Regions from separate parts of the Homo sapiens genome. Here all the other regions are linked to region 2. Evidence: chromatin loops called from intact Hi-C (ENCODE). Cell type or tissue: ovary. All regions are shown on one strand.

Region 1 (5,000 bases), 270 kb after region 2:
GGGCACACGCAGGGCACCCGCACCCTGAGACTCTGGAAACCAAGGTCAGGGCTGTCTGTCAGGGTCTTAGAGACTCTTTCAGAAACGGTCCTCGCCCCCCTCCTCACCTCTTCCTGGCACTGACCCTCCTTCTAACCTCCCCCTCCCTACACACACACTCACGTGCTTTCTCTCTATAACCAGCAGTGGCTTCTCGCTTCCATCAGTGGCTCGACTTTCCCAGAAGAAAGCCCATCAGCTCTGCGGGGAAAGAAATGGGGAGGAGTGGAGAGGGAGAAAAGAGAGAAGAGATGGGGGCAGGGGAGGAGGAAGGAATGAAGGGATCTGGAACAGGTAGAAGGAGCAGGCTAAAGGAGAAAAAAAAACTGAGAACCAAGGTGACAGTGGAGATTCCAAAGAAAGGAGGGAAAAGAGGGGGTAGGAGACCCCGAGGCGATGCCTCCCATCCCCACGCACAACTAACCACGGCCTCCCCTCCTTCCTCTCCCCGCCCCCATGTCCCCTTCATCTTCCCAGCCTGGATACAGAGAGCAGTGGGATGGGGAGGGGGTCACGTTACCTTCCTGAGGAGGATGAATCAGAGAGAGATGGCTCAGACATCTGGAGAGGGGGAGGGGAAGCCATCCAAGAGAGAAGGGAGAGGGGAGGGAGGGAGCCAAGGGGGCTGACTGAGTGGCTGATGGGGATCAGAGACCAAGTTGCAAGATGAGAGAAGACGGGCACCTGGAGAAACTGTATTTGCCTGTTGGCTTGTGTATGCACACACACCTGCGTGTACATGTACATGGCTTGTGCATGTGTGTTTATGTGTGTATGGAGATGAATGAGATACATGGCCGGGGCGGGGAGAAAAAGAAAGGGAATGGGGGGAAGCAATTGTGTATTTAATCAGATCAAGAGTGGATGGGCATGGTAGTGTTTCCAATTTAACTATGTGATGTTCTATTCCAGTCTGTGTGGCTGTGTTTGTGTTTGCTTCCAGGTGTGGGTGTGTGTGCACGCGCGCGTGTGTGTGTGCTGGGTTGTTTTTTTTTGTTTTTTTTTTTTATCTCTTCTGCATGCCTGTATGCCCATGCAGTTTGGAGTCTTTGAGCACACCCAGTTCTGGGCATCCGCTGGTGTCCAAAAAGTGTGCCTGGCTTGGTGGTACACAACAATGTGTGTGTAAGCACACACATGCCCCCACTCCACATCCCTCCCTTCCTCCACTTAAGCTCACAAGCCCAGGAGAGTTTCTCAGAAATCAGCATCCCCAAGGCTCCAGTCGTCCTGTCGTGAGGGAGCGGGGTGGATATGAATGCCTGGGGCACAAAAGGCTTGGAGATTCCACAATCTGGGTCTTGACTCTGTCTGCATGGTCTCTGGACTCATTCTGTTTCTGCCTCTCTCCATCCCAGTTCCCTACCTGGGTCAGCTCATTCACACACTACTCGCCTCTACTGGGGGTGAGCTGTGCCCTTCATACCCTGCTGCCTCTAGGGGCTTCTGGACTGGGCACAGGTTCTTGGGATAGGGAAAGGAGGGAGACAGTAGAAAAAGAAAGAGAAGTGAAGAGACTGGGAGAGACAGAGTGCTGGAAAAGGCAGAGCCCATATGGGGACCTAGTTGGGGATGCCTGGTATTGGTTCTGACTTGTTTGTGTGAATCCATCATCTCTCTTTGTATTTGTTTCTAAATCTCCCTCCAAGAGGGTAGCTGGAGAAGATGGGGTCCAGCATCGTAGGGTTCCAAGCTGAAGATGTGGAAAACCAGGAGAGTGGGGAAGAGCACTGGGTCTTTTCCCTGAGAAGGTCTGGGAGAGAAAGAGAGAGCAGGGGCTTGTGGACCCCGAAGCTCACCGGTCCCCTCTTCTCCTCCCCCTCCCCCCAACCGGTGACTCACCTCTGCAGCCTTTAACTGCGTCAGCCATGGTGGAGGGGCAGGCAGGGAGGGGGCACTTTATGAGAGGGGAAGGGGTCTCCACTTTGAACTTACAGAAGATGCTGAAGGCCCCCTGAAAATTGCCCCATTTAGAACACACTCTTGCCCTATCCTCTCCCCATCCCAGAGCTGGGGAATCCTGGGGAAGGGACTGAGGGGTGGGCTGGGGGCTACGGGAGGGTCTGGAATGATGAGTGATGGGAAGGGGGTGCCCACCCTGATTTTTAGTCCTGAGGTCCCATTCGCCCTCAGACCCCCACCCACTCCTGAGTGGGGGAGGGGAGACCCAGCAAGCGGGGGAGGGCAACGCCGCAGAGATGAGTCACCAAGAAAGAGAGAGAGAAAGAGACAGAGATGGGGAGAGACACGAAGAGAGAGCCACTGGAGAGACTAACACACACACACACACACACACTCAAATACACACACAGACACACACACACCATCAAGGTGGTATCCACCAAGAGAAAGAAAACCACTTCTGTCATCCTGAACCAGCCTCCTTCAACTTCCACCTGTCACACACATAACACACTGTCCTACAGAATCACACTGAGATTCGGAGACACACCCACTTACACAAACACAATGTCACACCTAGCCTAGCAGTTACCCAGACCTAGGCTGGAGATGTGTGCAGGGCAATGGAGGTGTGCTCTAAGTGTTCTCACTCATTCCTTTTACCAGGTGGAGGGAGGGGCGCCAAAACCCTCAAGGAATGCGACTTCAGAGACCCAAGACGCGGTTGCAGGGACTCACAGGCTGCGCTGTGCACACTCGACAATACACACAAGTCGCCTGCCTCCCCGTCCACACGCACATAGTAACATATCAAGCATCGTCCTCATCAAAAAGCAACAGAAAAAAAACCACTTGAGGTACCTGATTCTGGGGTACACCAGGCACGTTGTCCCGAATCCATCCCACCCAGACACCCCCTGACTCGTACACACATGTACAGAAACGCAGACACACAAAGACGCCCACGGACACACTCACACGGACGAAAACCACCTTGTGCTGCCTTGCCCGCGTCCGCGCACGTCCTGGCGCCCCCGTGTGTTACTTTGGGGGATCGCAGTCTCCGCCAATCCAGAGCAGGCTTCGCGGGGGCGGTGCCCAGGCTCTCTCCACCTCCTCCACCCACCACGGGTTGCCCACCTAGAAAAGGGGAAAGCGATACCGGCTGGCCACGGGCAAGTCTGGAACTGGGGGTTAGATGCCTGGATCCTGGCTGATGGAAGCTGGTCTTGGATGCCAAGTGGGACTTGGGAGAAGAACTCACAGAATTTGGGTAGCAGCCGACTCCCAGGTCCAGGGAAAAGCGAGGCCCAGGGCGAGTCAGGAGGCCGTGCTGCTGCCCACCTCGGTCCTGAGCAGCGGCTTCTTTCCTCCGCTTGGCAGGGGTGGGGTAGGGGCGCACAGCCAGCAGCCCTCCTCAGAACCCCTCTCCACCTCCCCCCTCTCCCCGGGAAGTCATTAGCCCCATTGCCACAGGGCTTAGAGATCCTCTCTGATACAGGCTGCTGGGGAAAGGGGAAGATAATGTGTCTCATTTCTCCCCATTGGGAAGTGAAACAGACACAGAGGGTGGCCAAAAGGTCCATTTTATTGTCATACAATCGTGGTCACCGTGACAAGGAGGGTGGCAGCGTGGCCAGGCACAGGATGCACCCAAGGAGAGCAGCACAGTAGCAAAACCAGAGCTGCGGAAAGTGGCGAAGCGGCGGCTGCCCCTACCCCCCACCTTGTCCACATTCTTCCACCTGCTGGTGTCCACCTCTGCCCACATCTCGGATCCCATCCCAGCGAACCCCAAACTCACTGTCAACATTCTCCTAGCACCTACGCATTGCCCAACAAGAAGTTCAAGCTAACATCATCCCACAGAGTGAAGTTCTAGGTCATGCTCTAGGCTTGGGACACCCGGGTTCTATTCGCTGGGAGGCTCCTAGCTACTTTGAATGACTTAGAAGTCACTTTGATCTTTCCCAGCCTTCTGTTTTCTCCCTCTGCCTTTGATGTGGGGAACCAGTATTGGAGACAGCGCTGTGCAGATGCAGCTGTTACTACTTGCAATTAAATAGAAGACTCTCAAAGTTCTAAAAGCATAAATGATCCAGAGAAAGGGAGTGGTGTCCAGAAATACCAGGAGGTGGGAATTCCAGTTGCACTAGAAGGCGGCCTGGTTGGAACCAGGAGACAGCCCCTATGCCAGGCTGAGGGACCCGCCCTCCACTGTACCAAACTCTTCAGCTAGAACCACACCACACACACACCACCACCACCACCACCACCCCGCCCGGCTCGGGTGAGCTGGGGCACGGGGGAGCCTGCGAAATAGCAAAGTTGTGCAAAGCAGGAGGAAACCCCAGTGAGAGAGGCAGGCTCAGAAAGTGCATCACCAGATGAACAAGGACCCAAATGGGGGAGCATTCTAAATACATTTCATTTTACAGTATCACTCTCTCTCTCTCTGGATTGCACACTGGGCTGGTGATGGGAAGGAAAACAGGGACAGAAAAATGGGCACTGCGGTGTTAAGCGTCGTAGAGATCCAGCGAGGATGAGGATGAGGGGCTAGAGAGAAGTGGGGAGAGGGCACTGATCTCTGGCACCAGAAGCTTGAGCAGGGGGAGGGGATTGGGGTGTGGAGGGCAATGCAGGACCAGTTTTTAGGGCTTTAGAAAGGGCAGAAGGAAGAAAAGAAACGCGGATTGGGCGGCTGCGCTCGGGAACGAGGCTGGGCATCCCACACACTCCTGAGTTCTTCCACCCACGAGGGGGCAGAAGGGAGAAGCCAGGAAAGGGGGAGTTCACGCCCCGGGTGAGGTGATGGAGAGGGAAGGAAGGACTCTGAAGCCTGTGCGGGGACCAGTTCTTTGGAAAAACAGAGGGTGGATAACAGCAGCTCAAGGCCCCCACCCCCAGCCCCCACCTAATAGTCCGCAAGTTCAGGTCAGGGAGTGGGCAATGGTGTTTGGGGGAGCTAGAGGCAAGATAGTAAGGGCAAAAGGGACAGAGTGGGGGGACCTGCGCCGGTAAGGGCAGGAGGGCAGGAGTCAGAGGGGACTTCCCAG
Region 2 (5,000 bases):
TGGGCCTGGAGAAGCCCTCATGCCTGGGTCCCTGCAGGGAGGGGAGGGACCGTTGGGACCCAGAGGAGCCAGCTTCACGCCAGCTAGCCACTAGTTACCTGCAGGCCGTGGAAGTCTCCCGCGTTGATGAGGGCCTCTGGGGTGTCACTGAGGAAGTCTCCATCTACCACAGGCACGAAGGAGAACCGGAAGACGCTTTCTTGAGGCAGCACGTGCCATTCGTGGTTCACCAGGACCTGCGCTGGTCGTGTCCGAAGGCAGGCTACCAGCTCTGTGTCATTCCCACCAGTGCCGCCTGGAGGACAGCCCACAAGGTGGGCCAGCTGCGTGGCCCTGCGACGGGCCTCTCCCATGCCCACCGTGGCCCAGGGTCCATTGGGGGCACCGCTCTGCAGCACGGCCCTGTGGAACAGGCCCCGGCTGGGCGGGGACAGCAGGTGCATGCCCACCGAGGCGGCTCCCGCGCTCTCCCCAAACAGCGTCACTGATGTCGGGTCACCCCCGAAGGCTGCCACGTTCTCCTGCACCCACTGCAGGGCCAGCCTCTGATCCAGGAGACCCACATTGCCCGGGGCCTCTCGGCTCCCCGGCAGGGCCAGGAAGCCAAAGGCTCCCACCCGGTAGTTCATGGACACCAGCACAGTCCTCTCGGCCTGTACCAAGAAGCGGCCATCGTACACGTCCAAGGAGGAGGCCCCACTGTAGAAGCCACCCCCATAGATCCAGACGAGGACAGGGGTGGGGGATGTAGGCCGGGGGTATGGTGTCCACACGTTGAGGTACAGGCAGTCCTCGCTCAGCTCACGGTTGGGGTTCCACATCTCGGTGCCCTCAAAACCTGGGTATAGGGTGTCCACATATTGGTAGCAGACACTCTGGAAGGTTGTAGCGTCTACCACCCCTGACCAAGGCTGCTTGGGCTCCGGTGGCAGAAAGCGACGGGGTCCCATGGGTGGCTCCGCAAAGGGGATGCCCAGGAAAGCAGAGACAGGGCCCCCGGGGGTCTTCAGGCGAATGCCCCGCAGCCGGCCCCCACGCACCGTCACCAGCAGCTCTGCATCCTCCCGGCCCTCAGCCCCCACTCCTCCACCCAGGAGCCAGAGGAGGAGGAGAAGGAGTGGGGAAGCCAGGGAAGGCGTGTGCAGCAGACACTGCGGGGGCCTCATGGCTGCAGGGCAGGCGGCGTCTGCTGGGAGAAAGAAAGGGAAAGGGTGAAGGGTCGGTCGAGAAGCCAGGAGGGAGGAGATTAGGGCACTGTCGGCCCAAGGGTTATCGCTCAGCTGCAGAGGAGGTGGGGCAGGTTGGCAAAGATGAGGGGAGAGAGGGAGGGAGGGAAGGAGACAGGCAGAGACAAGGACACAGGCCAGCGGGCAGGAGGGGAAAGAGATCAGGCAGACACCCATATCCAGACAAATGCAGGGAACAGAGAGGAGCACCCTCTCTGCTCCGCAGGGGTCCACTGCCCTCACCTCTTCCCGGAACTGGGCCGGGCCCAGCTCGTGCAGTGAGGGCACCAGAAGCCTCAGTCCACGAACAGGCCACCCGACAGGGCGCGGCCTCACGGACGGGCAGCGCCGCTGGGGGAGCTTGCGGCGGCCTGAAGCGCAGCCCCGCTCTCCTGGGTCGGCCAGACCCGGGGCCCTGGGGGGCGGTGGGCTGGGCATTCAGGGTGTGGAAGCCTCAGGTCCCGGGGTCCCCCAAATCCTGCCTAGTCCACTCCCCACCCAACCCTGCCCCTTCTCATCCAATGTCTGGCACCGAGCGCTGATGCCCGCGGGTTCCCATCAGCTGCGCACGCTCCCAGCCCAGCCCCAGCAAACAGGCTCGCCAGCCCGCGTCCCCCAGGACTCGAGAGCCCCCCATCCGTCTGAAGCTGCCGTGCACGCCGCCGCCGGCGGAGGGCAGTAGAGACCGAGAAAAGGTCGGCGCTCCCCGCCCCGAGCCAGGAGCCGGGAACTTGGGGAGGGGGCCTGGGGGCTCGAGGGCCTTGCAGAGCCGCCTGAAGGGCGAGCCGGGACGCCTGCGTTCCCGGGACTCCGGAGATCCCCGGCTGCAGGGGCGGGGGCGCTATTTTGGGGGCAGCAGCTGCTACGGTTCCGGCATCTCCAGCCAAAGGATCAAAATTCCCCGGGTGGGAACTCCCCCCTCTCCCGCCGGTCACTCCTAGCCCAGCCCCCGCCGCCCTGAGCGGGGGGTGGTGGTGCTGCTGGAGATTAACTAGGAAACCCGAGTGGCGCTAATTATAACTCGGGGCTTCCGCCGAGCCTCCCCTTCCCAAAAAATAGAGATGGAGTCTCCGCGGGAGGGGGCGTCCTGGGCCTCGGAGGGGGCCTCTGCGGGGCGCTGCGCAGGGGCGCTGGCTTGTGGCCCTGGGGATGGGGGTGCCCAGCCCGGCGCCGGGAACCTGCGCAGCTCGGGTACCGCCCCAATTAGGGGGTGTCTTCCAGTGGCCCCGGACTAGGGAGCGATCGGGGAAGGGGTGCTCGGGGGTCCCCGCGGGAATCGGAGCGCAGAGGCGGCGGCCGTTCCCGCGGGCTCGGGCTCCTGCGTGGGCGTCGGTGAGTGTGAGGCGGCCGGGGAAGAGTTCCGGACGAGTGCGGGGCAGCGGAGGGCGGCGCGGGGCAGGCCCGGGGAAGCGGGAGCCGTCCCGTTAGGGGGGCCTGGACCCCTCGGGGAGCGCACGGTGCCCCGGACCCGGGCCTTAAGGAGAGTCCCGGGCGGGGAGGGAGACTCACCTGAGGCGGCCGAGCCGGGCCGGGCCGGGCCGCGCCGGGAGCTGGAGGCGGCCGATGTTCCCCGGCGCAGGCTGAGCCGACTCTGACAGCCGCCGCCTCCGGCCCCCCGCACACACCCCCTCCGGGCCTCACAGCGCCCCCGCCCGCCCCCGCCCACTGTCTCCGCCCCCGCCCCTCCCCGCTCTCCCGGGTGGCCACCTCCCCTCTCTCTCCCTCCCTTGGAGCCGAGACCCGGAGACCCCGGGGCCCAGACGCACTCCAGTGCCAGACGCCGACCGACGACAGAGCGCAGTGACAGACGCGACCCAAAGACCTGCAGCGGCGGAGTAGACACCCACGTGACAGACAGACGGACAGAAGCCCGTGGAGACAGACACGCGCAGACGGACGACCTCATGCAGTGACAGGCACAGACAAACGCAGGGACGACTTTCACAGACGGACGGACACACTTGGACACCCTGTCGGTCTCGCTCGAGGCTGGTGAAGTTAGCGCAAGGCCAAGGGGTCATGCATCCCCGGCCACGACACAGACGGGTGGCATGGGAGGAGAGGCATGTGGGAGTGTGGCAGAGTACCGTCCCCTTAGGGGTCCAGGTGGCACGGGTGCAGAAAAGGTGACGTGGGACACTCCTGGGGATGAAAGGACACCTGTGGGAATGGAGATGTAAAATGGGATCGCTAGTGGAAATGAGGTGGGAGGGCATGGAGACAGGAGACCCCTGGGGGAGGAAGGGGTGACTTGGGACACCTGAGAAGGCAGGACAGCGTGGTAGCACGCGCAAGGCTGCTGGGCGAGGCCGCACTCCGCGGCGGCAGTGGAAACTTCTGGAACCCCCGCGGGTGGGTCTGTGCTGGTTCCCTGACGGGTGACTTCGGACTTTCGTCACCAGGGTCCGGTCGGGGCATGACATCACCAGGCCTAGCATTCATTGGCCACGCGGCTGGCAGGTGGGAGCGGCCTGGCTCGGGCGCCCCCAGCCTGCTCCGAGGGGCCTGACCCGCGCAGATTGCCCCCCGCCCCGCCCTCCAGGAGTTCACCCGTGTGGACAGGGCTGCTGCAGCGGGGTCCCCACGACCGAGGTGCATGCGGCAATACCGCGCGGCGCCTGCTTCCTGGAGGCGGCCGGCTCAGGAGCCCCCGAGACCCCGCGTGGGAGAGCGGCCGGCGCAGGCCAGCGTCGGGCGTGCGTGCGCGCGCGCGGCGGTGCGGGGCGCGGCGTGGGGTGGGCGCGTGCGCACACGCTCGCTCTAACCGCCGCGCGCCCCGCAGCGCCCCGCAGCGCCTCGGGCACGCGGGCGCCGCCGCCAGGGACCGCGGGCACCGGGTTGCGGGGCCTCGCAGGGGTTGAATCCGGAGTCTTGCCAGTCCCTGGGCCGCGCGGTTCCCGGCTCTCCAAGCTGGGCGGGCCCCACGCCCGCTCGCCCCACGGGAACCGGGTCCCGCAGGCACGGTCACCCGCGCTCCGCTCGCTGGAGACGGCCGCCAGGTGGCGCAAAAAGCAGCCACTCGGGCCTCGGAGACTGGGCTGGGTTGGGGGTGTTGGGGAGGTGAACCCCTCGCCATCTGTGCCCACTGTCTCCGGCTTTCCCCGCCCCAATCTCAGGCAACCCCAAATCCCCTGCCTGGACACCGAGGCTCCTTGTATCCGGCCTTCAGCGTTCTGGCCGCACTAGTTGAAGGCTCCTCACTGGCCAGACCATGTGCCCTAGTTGAGATCCCTGAAGAGCAGATGTAAGGGCTGTGCATGGGGGAGGGGACAGGAGGGTGGATGGTGGGTGTTGCTGCGGGGGGAATGAATCTGAGGCAGGTTTCTAAGCGTGGTAATTATGAATTATTAAAATGATGGGGCCGCGTGTGGCCCCTAGTGCGGTGCCTGTAATCCCAGCACTCTGGGAGGCCGAGACAGGAGGATCGCTTCAGTCCAGGAGTTGGAGACTAGCCTGGGCAACATAGCGAGACTCCCTTCTCCGCAAAAAAATAAAATGATGGAAACAAACTGTGAACGAGTGCTCTGAGGCCTGCCCCAGTCCTGAGGCTTTAGGGATTTTTGGCCCTGCTAGTGATGAAGGCTTGCCCCTGTCACCCTCCAGACGAACTGTGCCACGCAGGTGTCACCTAACCTCTGTCGTCACGAGTTTCTAGGCCTGTACAATGAAGATAGGGAGGGCAGGGATAGTTTATCACCAGGGTTATCATTTCCTGGAACTATCCCTCTTTTCACCTTGAGCTCTCAGCAACCGTTGTCAACACAGGCACCTAAC
Region 3 (5,000 bases), 240 kb after region 2:
TGGCCACTTGATTCGGGGGACACCTGGTAGGGGATGGGGAAAGGTGGGAGCTGCCAGCCAGAGGGGACCCCGGCTTGAGCAGCCTCTTGCTGCTATCTGCAGGTTCTCCCTGGAGACTGAAGTCGACCTCAGGAAGCCCCTAGAGAACCTGGGAATGACCGACATGTTCAGACAGTTTCAGGCTGACTTCACGAGTCTTTCAGGTAAGAAGACTTTCCTTTGCATTTTCTCACCCCAGTGGACTGCGGGGGCCCCTAAGAGGAAAAAGGAACCTCTCCTTGAGAGCGGCAGCTGATCTAATCCTGTATCCACATCTGTTTCAGACCAAGAGCCTCTCCACGTCGCGCAGGCGCTGCAGAAAGTGAAGATCGAGGTGAACGAGAGTGGCACGGTGGCCTCCTCATCCACAGGTGAGTCTGGCTCAGGTGAGGCTCCACGGGTGTCGCCTCCATCGCCCTTCAGGATAACTGGTCCCCAGACCCGGAAAGGACCCCGCAGCCCTCTCGGCACAGAGCAGCTCTGTCTGTGCTCAGCCATCACCCACTCCCCACCTGTTTCTCAGCCTGGAAAACGGGCTTGGGACCATGGAACCCTGTTTCCTCGCCTGATGGCTCCTAAGTTCCCTGACTGTGAAAAGGCCTCCTAAAGAAAAACCCAAGTTGTTCCCACAGTGGGAAGTAAACTTAAGAAACATGCTTATCAGGCTGGGCATGGTGGCTCCCACCTGTAATCCCAGCGCTTTGGGGGACCAAGGCAGGTGGATCACTTGAGGTCAGGAATTCGAGACCAGCCTGGGCAACATGGCAAAACCCTATCTCTACTAAAAATACAAAAATTAGGCAGGCGTGGTGGCATGTGCCTGTAGTCCCAGCTACTTGGGAGGCTGAGGCAGGAGAATCACTTGAATCCAGGAGGCAGAGGTTGCAGTGAGCCGAGATCACGCTGCTGCACTCCAGCCTGGGCAATAGAGCATGACTCTGAAGAAAAGAAAGAAAGAAAGAGAGAGAGAGAGAAAAGAAAGAAAGAAAGAAAGAAAGAAAGAAAGAAAGAAAGAAAGAAAGAAAGAAAGAAAGAGAAAGAAAGAGAAGAAAAGAAAAGAAAGAGCTTATCAATAAGCCCTTAAAGGATTTAGATAAATGTGTGTAAGGGAAGAGCTGATCCATTGCTACCAAGCTCCTGGAGGAAACCAGGTCTCAGAGGATGTCCCTAAACTTTTAAGGTTCATATTCAGGAAAACAAACAACTTCCAGCTGGGCTTAGTGGCTCACACCTGTAATCCCAGCACTTTGGGAGGCCGAGGCAGGAGGATCGCTTGAGCCCAGGAATTTGAGACCAGCCTGGGCAATATAATGAGACTGTGTCTCTACAAAAATTAGAAAAAAATTAGCCAGGCATGGTGGCATGCACCTGTAGCCCCAGTTACTTGGGAGACTGAGGTGGGAGGATCACTTGAGCCCATGAGTTCAAGGCTGCAGTGAGCCATGAAGGTGCCACTGCACTCCCACCTGGGCGACAGAGGGAGACCCTGTCTCTAAGAAAAACGGCGGGGGTGGGGGTGGTGCCAGTGCCAGCATCCCTCTGTTCTAAGACATTGTCCCTTCTCTTGCAGCTGTCATAGTCTCAGCCCGCATGGCCCCCGAGGAGATCATCATGGACAGACCCTTCCTCTTTGTGGTCCGGCACAACCCCACAGGTGAGCCTGGAACCCATCACGTTCCACATCCTCCCACCCATTCTTTCTCTCAGGAACTAGTCCCGACAGATGCAGACATCCCTCTATCCCTGAGAGGGCTCTGGGCAGGGAACCCATAACCCTACCCTGCTTCCTGTCCCAAGAGGAGGCTACCTTCTATCACCCACAGACAGTGCCGGGTCCCCGCTCTGTGACTCAGGCAGCTGCGACTCCAGACAGCTCACTCATCTGCCTAGATCTCAGTCCTTCCACCCACATCCAGCCTGATGAGCTGTCCCACTCCTTCTGCTTCTCAACCCCCATGGTTCTTCCACCCTCAGGAACAGTCCTTTTCATGGGCCAAGTGATGGAACCCTGACCCTGGGGAAAGACGCCTTCATCTGGGACAAAACTGGAGATGCATCGGGAAAGAAGAAACTCCGAAGAAAAGAATTTTAGTGTTAATGACTCTTTCTGAAGGAAGAGAAGACATTTGCCTTTTGTTAAAAGATGGTAAACCAGATCTGTCTCCAAGACCTTGGCCTCTCCTTGGAGGACCTTTAGGTCAAACTCCCTAGTCTCCACCTGAGACCCTGGGAGAGAAGTTTGAAGCACAACTCCCTTAAGGTCTCCAAACCAGACGGTGACGCCTGCGGGACCATCTGGGGCACCTGCTTCCACCCGTCTCTCTGCCCACTCGGGTCTGCAGACCTGGTTCCCACTGAGGCCCTTTGCAGGATGGAACTACGGGGCTTACAGGAGCTTTTGTGTGCCTGGTAGAAACTATTTCTGTTCCAGTCACATTGCCATCACTCTTGTACTGCCTGCCACCGCGGAGGAGGCTGGTGACAGGCCAAAGGCCAGTGGAAGAAACACCCTTTCATCTCAGAGTCCACTGTGGCACTGGCCACCCCTCCCCAGTACAGGGGTGCTGCAGGTGGCAGAGTGAATGTCCCCCATCATGTGGCCCAACTCTCCTGGCCTGGCCATCTCCCTCCCCAGAAACAGTGTGCATGGGTTATTTTGGAGTGTAGGTGACTTGTTTACTCATTGAAGCAGATTTCTGCTTCCTTTTATTTTTATAGGAATAGAGGAAGAAATGTCAGATGCGTGCCCAGCTCTTCACCCCCCAATCTCTTGGTGGGGAGGGGTGTACCTAAATATTTATCATATCCTTGCCCTTGAGTGCTTGTTAGAGAGAAAGAGAACTACTAAGGAAAATAATATTATTTAAACTCGCTCCTAGTGTTTCTTTGTGGTCTGTGTCACCGTATCTCAGGAAGTCCAGCCACTTGACTGGCACACACCCCTCCGGACATCCAGCGTGACGGAGCCCACACTGCCACCTTGTGGCCGCCTGAGACCCTCGCGCCCCCCGCGCCCCTCTTTTTCCCCTTGATGGAAATTGACCATACAATTTCATCCTCCTTCAGGGGATCAAAAGGACGGAGTGGGGGGACAGAGACTCAGATGAGGACAGAGTGGTTTCCAATGTGTTCAATAGATTTAGGAGCAGAAATGCAAGGGGCTGCATGACCTACCAGGACAGAACTTTCCCCAATTACAGGGTGACTCACAGCCGCATTGGTGACTCACTTCAATGTGTCATTTCCGGCTGCTGTGTGTGAGCAGTGGACACGTGAGGGGGGGGTGGGTGAGAGAGACAGGCAGCTCGGATTCAACTACCTTAGATAATATTTCTGAAAACCTACCAGCCAGAGGGTAGGGCACAAAGATGGATGTAATGCACTTTGGGAGGCCAAGGCGGGAGGATTGCTTGAGCCCAGGAGTTCAAGACCAGCCTGGGCAACATACCAAGACCCCCGTCTCTTTAAAAATATATATATTTTAAATATACTTAAATATATATTTCTAATATCTTTAAATATATATATATATTTTAAAGACCAATTTATGGGAGAATTGCACACAGATGTGAAATGAATGTAATCTAATAGAAGCCTAATCAGCCCACCATGTTCTCCACTGAAAAATCCTCTTTCTTTGGGGTTTTTCTTTCTTTCTTTTTTGATTTTGCACTGGACGGTGACGTCAGCCATGTACAGGATCCACAGGGGTGGTGTCAAATGCTATTGAAATTGTGTTGAATTGTATGCTTTTTCACTTTTGATAAATAAACATGTAAAAATGTTTCAAAAAAATAATAAAATAAATAAATACGAAGAATATGTCAGGACAGTCACTGCCTTCACCTTCTCCATTTCACACCGGTGGTACAAGAAATCAGAAGCCTAGGCCAGGTGTGGTGGTTCATGCCTGTAATCCCAGCACTTTGGGAAGCCGAGGTGGGTGGATCACCTAAGGTCAGGAGTTTGAGACCAGCCTGGACAACATGGTGAAACCCCGTCTCTACTAAAAATACAAAAATTAGCCGGGCGTGGTGGCTGGCGCCTGTAATCCCAGCTACTCGGGAGGCTGAGGCAGGAGAATCACTTGAAGCCAGGAGGCAGAGGTTGCAGTGAGCTGAGATTGCATCACTGAACTCCAGGCTGGGTGGCAGAGCGAGACTCCCTCTCAAAAAACAACAACTACAAAGACAACAACAAACCCAGAATCAAAATCCTGTTGGTCCATAGACCTCATGGGTGGAAGAGACCTTCCTACATCCAGGTTGGCCCAACATGGGGGAGTCCATGAAATGGTCACCTCAGCTCTGCCACAAGCCCCAAGGATAAGTTGATTCTGCCCCTGGGAATCATCCTCAAAAAGGAAAAAAATGTTCCCCTGCCATAAACTTTCCACTTATGCAGATGGGCCTGCTCGTAAGTCACTGTCACTGTGGGTTCCCAACTCTGTTCATGACACTTCCTTCCAGCACCAAATGCTTCCCACCCCTCTACTCCCACTCCCCATTCTTCAAACCCAGCTCAAGTTCCAGTTCCTCCACCTAGGACTTCCCATGGATCCAGCCAATATCACTCTCAGGTCCGGCGCAGTGGCCCACGCCTGTAATCTCAGCACTTTGGGAGGCCGGGGCAGGAAGATTGCTTGAGGCCAGGAGTTTCAGACCAGCCTGGACAACATAGTGAGACTCTTCCTCTAAGAAAAGAAAGAGAGAAAGAGAGAGAGAAAGACAGAGGAAAGAGAGAGAAAAATAAAGAAAGAGAGAAAGAAAGAAAGAAAAAGAAAAAGAAAGAAAGAACGAAAGAAAGAAAGAAAGAAAGAAAGAAAGAAAGAAAGAAAGAAAGAAAGAAAGAAAGAAAGAAAGAAAGAAAGAAAAAGAAAGGAAGGAAGGAAGGAAAGGAGGGAGGGAGGGAGGGAAGGAAGGAAGGAAGGAAGGAAGGGGATCAAAACATCATCACTCTCA
Region 4 (5,000 bases), 160 kb after region 2:
TATAACATCAGGTTTTCCCCTCATGATTAAGGCCGAGATTGGTCACTTGGGCAAAAAGTGACCACTCCTTGATCACTGCTTTAATATGATTTAAACTAGATGGATATTTGAGGGTAGGAGAAATAACAAGTGTGAACGTCTTCAGGTGCTATGCTCCCTTGACATAGCCCTTTGGGCAAGGATGAAATCTCCAGCAAGGATAACTGTAAACCTACCTGGCGGGGAGGGGAAGGCACAATTGGTTTGTGCTAGAATCCAGGTAATGGGACAAGTTCTAAACCAACCACTTAGGCCAGGTGCGGTGGCTCATGCCTGCAATCCCAGAACTTCGTGAGGCCAAGGCAGGAAGATTGTCTGAAGTCAGGAGTTTAGGACCAGCCTGGGCAACAAAGTGAGACTCTGTTGCTATAAAAGAAATAATAATCATAGCCAGGTACAGTGGCTCACACCTGTAATCCCGGCACTTGGGGAGGTCGAAGTGGATGGATTGCTTGAGCCCAGGAGTTTGAGATCACCCTGGGCAACATAGTGAAACCTCATCTCTACAAAAAATTTAAAAATTATTCAGGTGTGGTTGTGTGCACATGTAGTCCTAGCTACTTGGGAGGCTGAGGTGGGAGGATTGCTTGAGGCCAGAAGTTACAGGCCATGGTGAGCCGTGATTGTGCCACTGCACTCCAGCCTGGATGGCAGAGTAAGACCCTGTCTCAAAAAAATAATAAAAAATAAAAATAATTAAACAGAACACTTCCTATCCCAATCCTCCTTATGCTTCCAGAATCCCAAATTCCTCATGGGCTGAGCCCTCACTTGGTTTTATCTCTCTTTTCAGATCCGAATTCAGAGGCCTCAGGTAATGACGACATCATTTTAAGGCATGGAGCTGAGAAGTCTGGGAGTGAGGAGATCCCAGTCCGGCTAAGCTTGGTGGAGCATTTTCCCATTGAGAGCCTTCCATGGGAACTCAATGTTCCCATTGTAAGTACAGGAAACAAGCCCTGTACTTACCAAGGAGAAAGAGGAGAGACAGCAGTGCTGGGAGATTCTCAAATAGAAACCCGTGGACGCTCCAATGGGCTTGTCATGATATCAGGCTAGGCTTTCCTGCTCATTTTTCAAAGACGCTCCAGATTTGAGGGTACTCTGACTGCAACATCTTTCACCCCATTGATCGCCAGGATTGATTTGGTTGATCTGGCTGAGCAGGCGGGTGTCCCCGTCCTCCCTCACTGCCCCATATGTGTCCCTCCTAAAGCTGCATGCTCAGTTGAAGAGGACGAGAGGACGACCTTCTCTGATAGAGGAGGACCACGCTTCAGTCAAAGGCATACAAGTATCTATCTGGACTTCCCTGCTAGCACTTCCAAACAAGCTCAGAGATGTTCCTCCCCTCATCTGCCCGGGTTCAGTACCATGGACAGCGCCCTCGACCCGCTGTTTACAACCATGACCCCTTGGACACTGGACTGCATGCACTTTACATATCACAAAATGCTCTCATAAGAATTATTGCATACCATCTTCATGAAAAACACCTGTATTTAAATATAGAGCATTTACCTTTTGGTATATAAGATTGTGGGTATTTTTTAAGTTCTTATTGTTATGAGTTCTGATTTTTTCCTTAGTAAATATTATAATATATATTTGTAGTAACTAAAAATAATAAAGCAATTTTATTACAATTTTCATGGTTCCCAGATCTTTCCTCCTGTTTCCCATAGCTCCTGTTTCTAACCTCCCAGACTCTCTCTCTCTCCTCCAGAACATAAAATCGGATGCTTTTGGGGTTCAAGACAACAAGAGAGAGATTTGCAGTGGAAAGAGGACCATTCCTTGAACTCCACTGACACCATTTGCTGGTGTCCAAGAGGCAAGGCAGACAGACAGACAGACACACACACACATATACACATACACACAGAGGGGGGGGGGGGAGAGAGAGAGAGAGAGAGAGAGAGAGAGAGAGAGAGAGAGAGACTCACTTCCTACCAAAGAAAACCAAATTTTGCAAGCTCTCCTTCTGAAAACGGGCTTTTATTTCTTTCCATACATCTAAAGAGATAGAGACCTGGGTTCTATTTCAAGCTTTCTCGTGAATTCCTTGGGTTAAATCTGGGAAAAATCTATTTGGACTCAGTCTTGCCTTCTGCCGAATAAGGACTAGGTTATTTCTAAAGCCTCTTTCATCGCTGTCCTTCTTAATATTCCTAGGACGCTTTTTAATAATTATTGTTATTCCAGCCATGCCGCTCAGGATTCATTGTATTCTTGAAAGTCTGTCCCACCCGCCACCCGCTTCAAAGCCTAACCTGAGACAGAACCTGGACTCTGCTTCCCCCTACTGGACACTCTGAGCACCTGCAGGCACCATGCCGTTTCTCAGCGGTCCCCTTCTGGCCTCTCCTGTGACAAAAATATTCCGTTACACTTGATCATTTCCATATTTGCCATCAAAATTCTGTTTCTTTTCTTTTCCTTTTTTTGAAACAAAGTCTCACTCTTTCGCAAAGGCCAAAGCACAGTGGTGTGATCACTGCTCACTGCAACCTTGAGCTCCTGGGCTCAAGAATTCCTCCAGCCTCAGCCTCCCAAGTAACTGAGACCACAGATGCCGGCCACCACGCCCGGCTAATTTTTAATTTTTTCGTAGAGACGGGGTTTCGCTGTATTGTCCAGGCTGGTCTTGAATTCCTAGGCTCAAACGATCCAACCACTTCTGTCTCCCAAAATGCTGGGATTCCAGGCATGAGCCACTATGCCCGGCCTTTTTTTTTTTTTTTAATTTTGAAAATTTGCAAATCTACAGGGAAGTTAAAACAATAAAGTTAAAAAAGTGAACCCTACCTGGGCGTGGTGGCTCACGCCTGTAATCCCAGCACTTTGGGAGGCCGAGGCAGGCGGATCACCTGAGGTCAGGAGTTCAAGACCAGCCTGGCCAACATGGTAAAACCCTGACTCTATTAAAAATACAAAAACTAGCCGGGAATGGTGGCGCATGCCTGTAATCCCACTTACTTAGGAGGCTGAGGCAGGAGAATGGCTTGAACCTGGGAGGCGGAGGTTGCAGTGAGCGGAGATCGTACCACTGCATTCCAGCCTGGGTGACAGAGAGAGTCTGTCTTAAAAAAAAAAAAAAATTACACATATATATGTATATATAACAGTGAACCCCATATAACCTTCACCTGGAGTTATCAGTTGTTAACGTTGTGTCCTATTTGCTCTAAAGTGGTATGTATTTTTTCGAATTAAGCAAAATTGGAAATTAAAAATTAGAAAAGTTACAAATAAAAAATTACCACGAACCTGACCTTTTTTTTTTTAATTTTAGACTCAAGGGGTACATGTGCAGGTTTGTTTCAAAGGTATATTGTGTGGTGCTGAGGCTTAGAGTATGAATAAATCTGTCACACAGGTAGTGAGCATAGTACCCAATAGGTAGTTTTTCTCTTTTTTTCTTTTCTTCTTTTTTTTTTTTTTTTTTTGAGACCGAGACTCGCGGTCACCCAGGCTGGAGCGCAGTGGCACAATCTCAGCTCACTGCAACCTCTGCCTCCCGGGTTCAAGTGGTTCTCCTGCCTCAGCCTCCCGAGTAGCTGGGATTACAGGCGTGCACCACCTTGCCTGGTTAATTTTTATATTTTTAGTAGAGACGGAGTTTTGCCATGTTAGCCAGGCTGGTCTGGAATGCCTGACCTCAAGTGATCTGCCTGCCTTGGCGTCCCAAAATGCTGAGATTACAGGCATGAGCCACCACACCCGGCCCCAATAGGTATTTTTCCGACCCTTGACCCCCTCCCTCCTTCTCTGATTTTGGGGTCCCCAGTGTCAGCTGTTCCCATATTTGCGTCCATGTACACTCAATGTTTAGCACTCACTTATAAGCAAGAACATGCGGTATTTGGTTCTCTGTCTTTGTGTTAATTCATTTAGGATAATGGCCTCTAGTTGCATCCACGTTGCTGCAAAGGACGATTTCATTGTTTTATTTATGGCTGCATAGTATTCCATGGTGTACATGTACCACATTTTCTTTACCCAATCCACCATTGATGGGCACCTAGGTTGATTCCATGTCTTTGTTACTGTGAATAGTGCTGCAATAAACGTACAGGTGCAGGTGTGTTGGGGGTAGAATAGTTTATTTTTCCTTGGAGTACATACCCAGTAATGAACAATCCTCAGTTCCCAAAACTGAGCTGAATTCATACATCTTCACTTTCAGACCTGCCTCCTGCCTCCCATAGGCATCTGTGGCCATGGGAGCGGGGACTTAACAGGGCTACAGACCCCACATCCCATCTGGAACTGAAATCTCAGCACCTTCCCACTCTCTCATCCTATCTGTGAAACGGAGAGGCAGGACAGAGCACCCAGACCCATAGGCTGCCCAGGTCCACTCTTGGTGAGCCATTTACTACCTGCGTGAGCTTGGGAAAGTAACTTCTTCTCTCTGAACCTCTGCTCCCTCAGCTGTAAAAACAAAAAACAAAAAACAAACAAACAAAAAAAACACAACAACAACAACAAAACTGAGTAGCTGGGCGTGGTGACTCACATCTGTAATCTCAGCACTTTGGGAGGCTGAGGCCGGTGGATCACCTGAGGTCAGGAGTTTGAGACCAGCCTGGCCAACATGGTGAATTCCCGTCTCTACTAAAAATAGGAAAATTAGCCAGGTGTGGTGGCACACACCTGTAACCCCAGCTACTTGGGAGGCTGAGGCAGAAGAATCACTTGAACCTGGGAGGCAGAAGTTACAGTGAGCCGAGATTGCACCATTGCACTCCAGCCAGGGCAATAAGAGCAAAACAACTCTGTATTCAAAAAGAAAAATAAACCCAATGACCACCTACCATGTGCAAAGTACCTTTCATCATTCCCAGTCCACCAATGAGGGCAACCAAGGCAGACATCCTAGCAACTTGCCCAAGATCATGAAACCAATGGGTATGAGGCTGGGATTAGAAAACAGGGTGGCATCTGGTCAAACCTGT

What was found. Hi-C counts contacts between places; a loop is a spot of excess contacts. Peaks named below come from ENCODE experiments on the same cell type or tissue, not always from the same donor. Only the 100,000 strongest peaks of a DNase experiment are listed, where the experiment ranks them.
Region 1: it touches region 2 in a loop (3-fold over the local background); 18 of 110 quality-filtered maps call a loop at or near these places.
Region 3: it touches region 2 in a loop (3-fold over the local background); 20 of 110 quality-filtered maps call a loop at or near these places.
Region 4: it touches region 2 in a loop (5-fold over the local background); 109 of 110 quality-filtered maps call a loop at or near these places.

The regions. Positions count from the first base shown.
Region 1 is chr7:101,166,985-101,171,984 of GRCh38, forward strand. It overlaps NAT16 (N-acetyltransferase 16 (putative)), which reads right to left. Exons shown (of 4, transcript NM_198571.3): 4 at 3,512-5,000. It also overlaps a transcript of VGF not described here. Among named protein-coding and RNA genes, the nearest start is that of VGF, 3.9 kb to the left of the region's middle. RefSeq lists a silencer at 1,830-2,000 and an enhancer at 4,569-5,000. In ovary, a CTCF peak has its summit at 2,979; a DNase peak (open chromatin) is centred at 2,987; H3K27me3 peaks cover 113 bases.
Region 2 is chr7:100,893,067-100,898,066 of GRCh38, forward strand. ACHE (acetylcholinesterase (Yt blood group)) reads right to left here and starts at 2,822. Exons shown (of 5, transcript NM_000665.5): 1 at 2,736-2,822; 2 at 99-1,186. The coding sequence starts at 1,166. RefSeq lists enhancers at 1-367, 2,639-3,259 and silencers at 2,614-2,663, 2,724-2,873, 4,096-4,175. In ovary, CTCF peaks have their summits at 1,921 (motif pointing right) and 4,201 (motif pointing right); a DNase peak (open chromatin) is centred at 1,868; H3K4me3 peaks cover 2,225 bases.
Region 3 is chr7:101,135,392-101,140,391 of GRCh38, forward strand. It overlaps SERPINE1 (serpin family E member 1), which reads left to right. Exons shown (of 9, transcript NM_000602.5): 6 at 103-203; 7 at 324-410; 8 at 1,610-1,693; 9 at 2,014-3,856. The coding sequence ends at 2,051. Among named protein-coding and RNA genes, the nearest start is that of SERPINE1, 11 kb to the left of the region's middle. RefSeq lists enhancers at 1-432, 2,721-3,496. In ovary, a CTCF peak has its summit at 3,059 (motif pointing left); DNase peaks (open chromatin) are centred at 1,621, 2,990 and 3,300; H3K27ac peaks cover 892 bases.
Region 4 is chr7:101,057,171-101,062,170 of GRCh38, forward strand. It overlaps MUC17 (mucin 17, cell surface associated), which reads left to right. Exons shown (of 13, transcript NM_001040105.2): 13 at 833-1,689. The coding sequence ends at 874. It also overlaps the pseudogene RN7SKP54. Among named protein-coding and RNA genes, the nearest start is that of TRIM56, 26 kb to the right of the region's middle. In ovary, a CTCF peak has its summit at 2,341 (motif pointing left); DNase peaks (open chromatin) are centred at 1,411 and 2,341.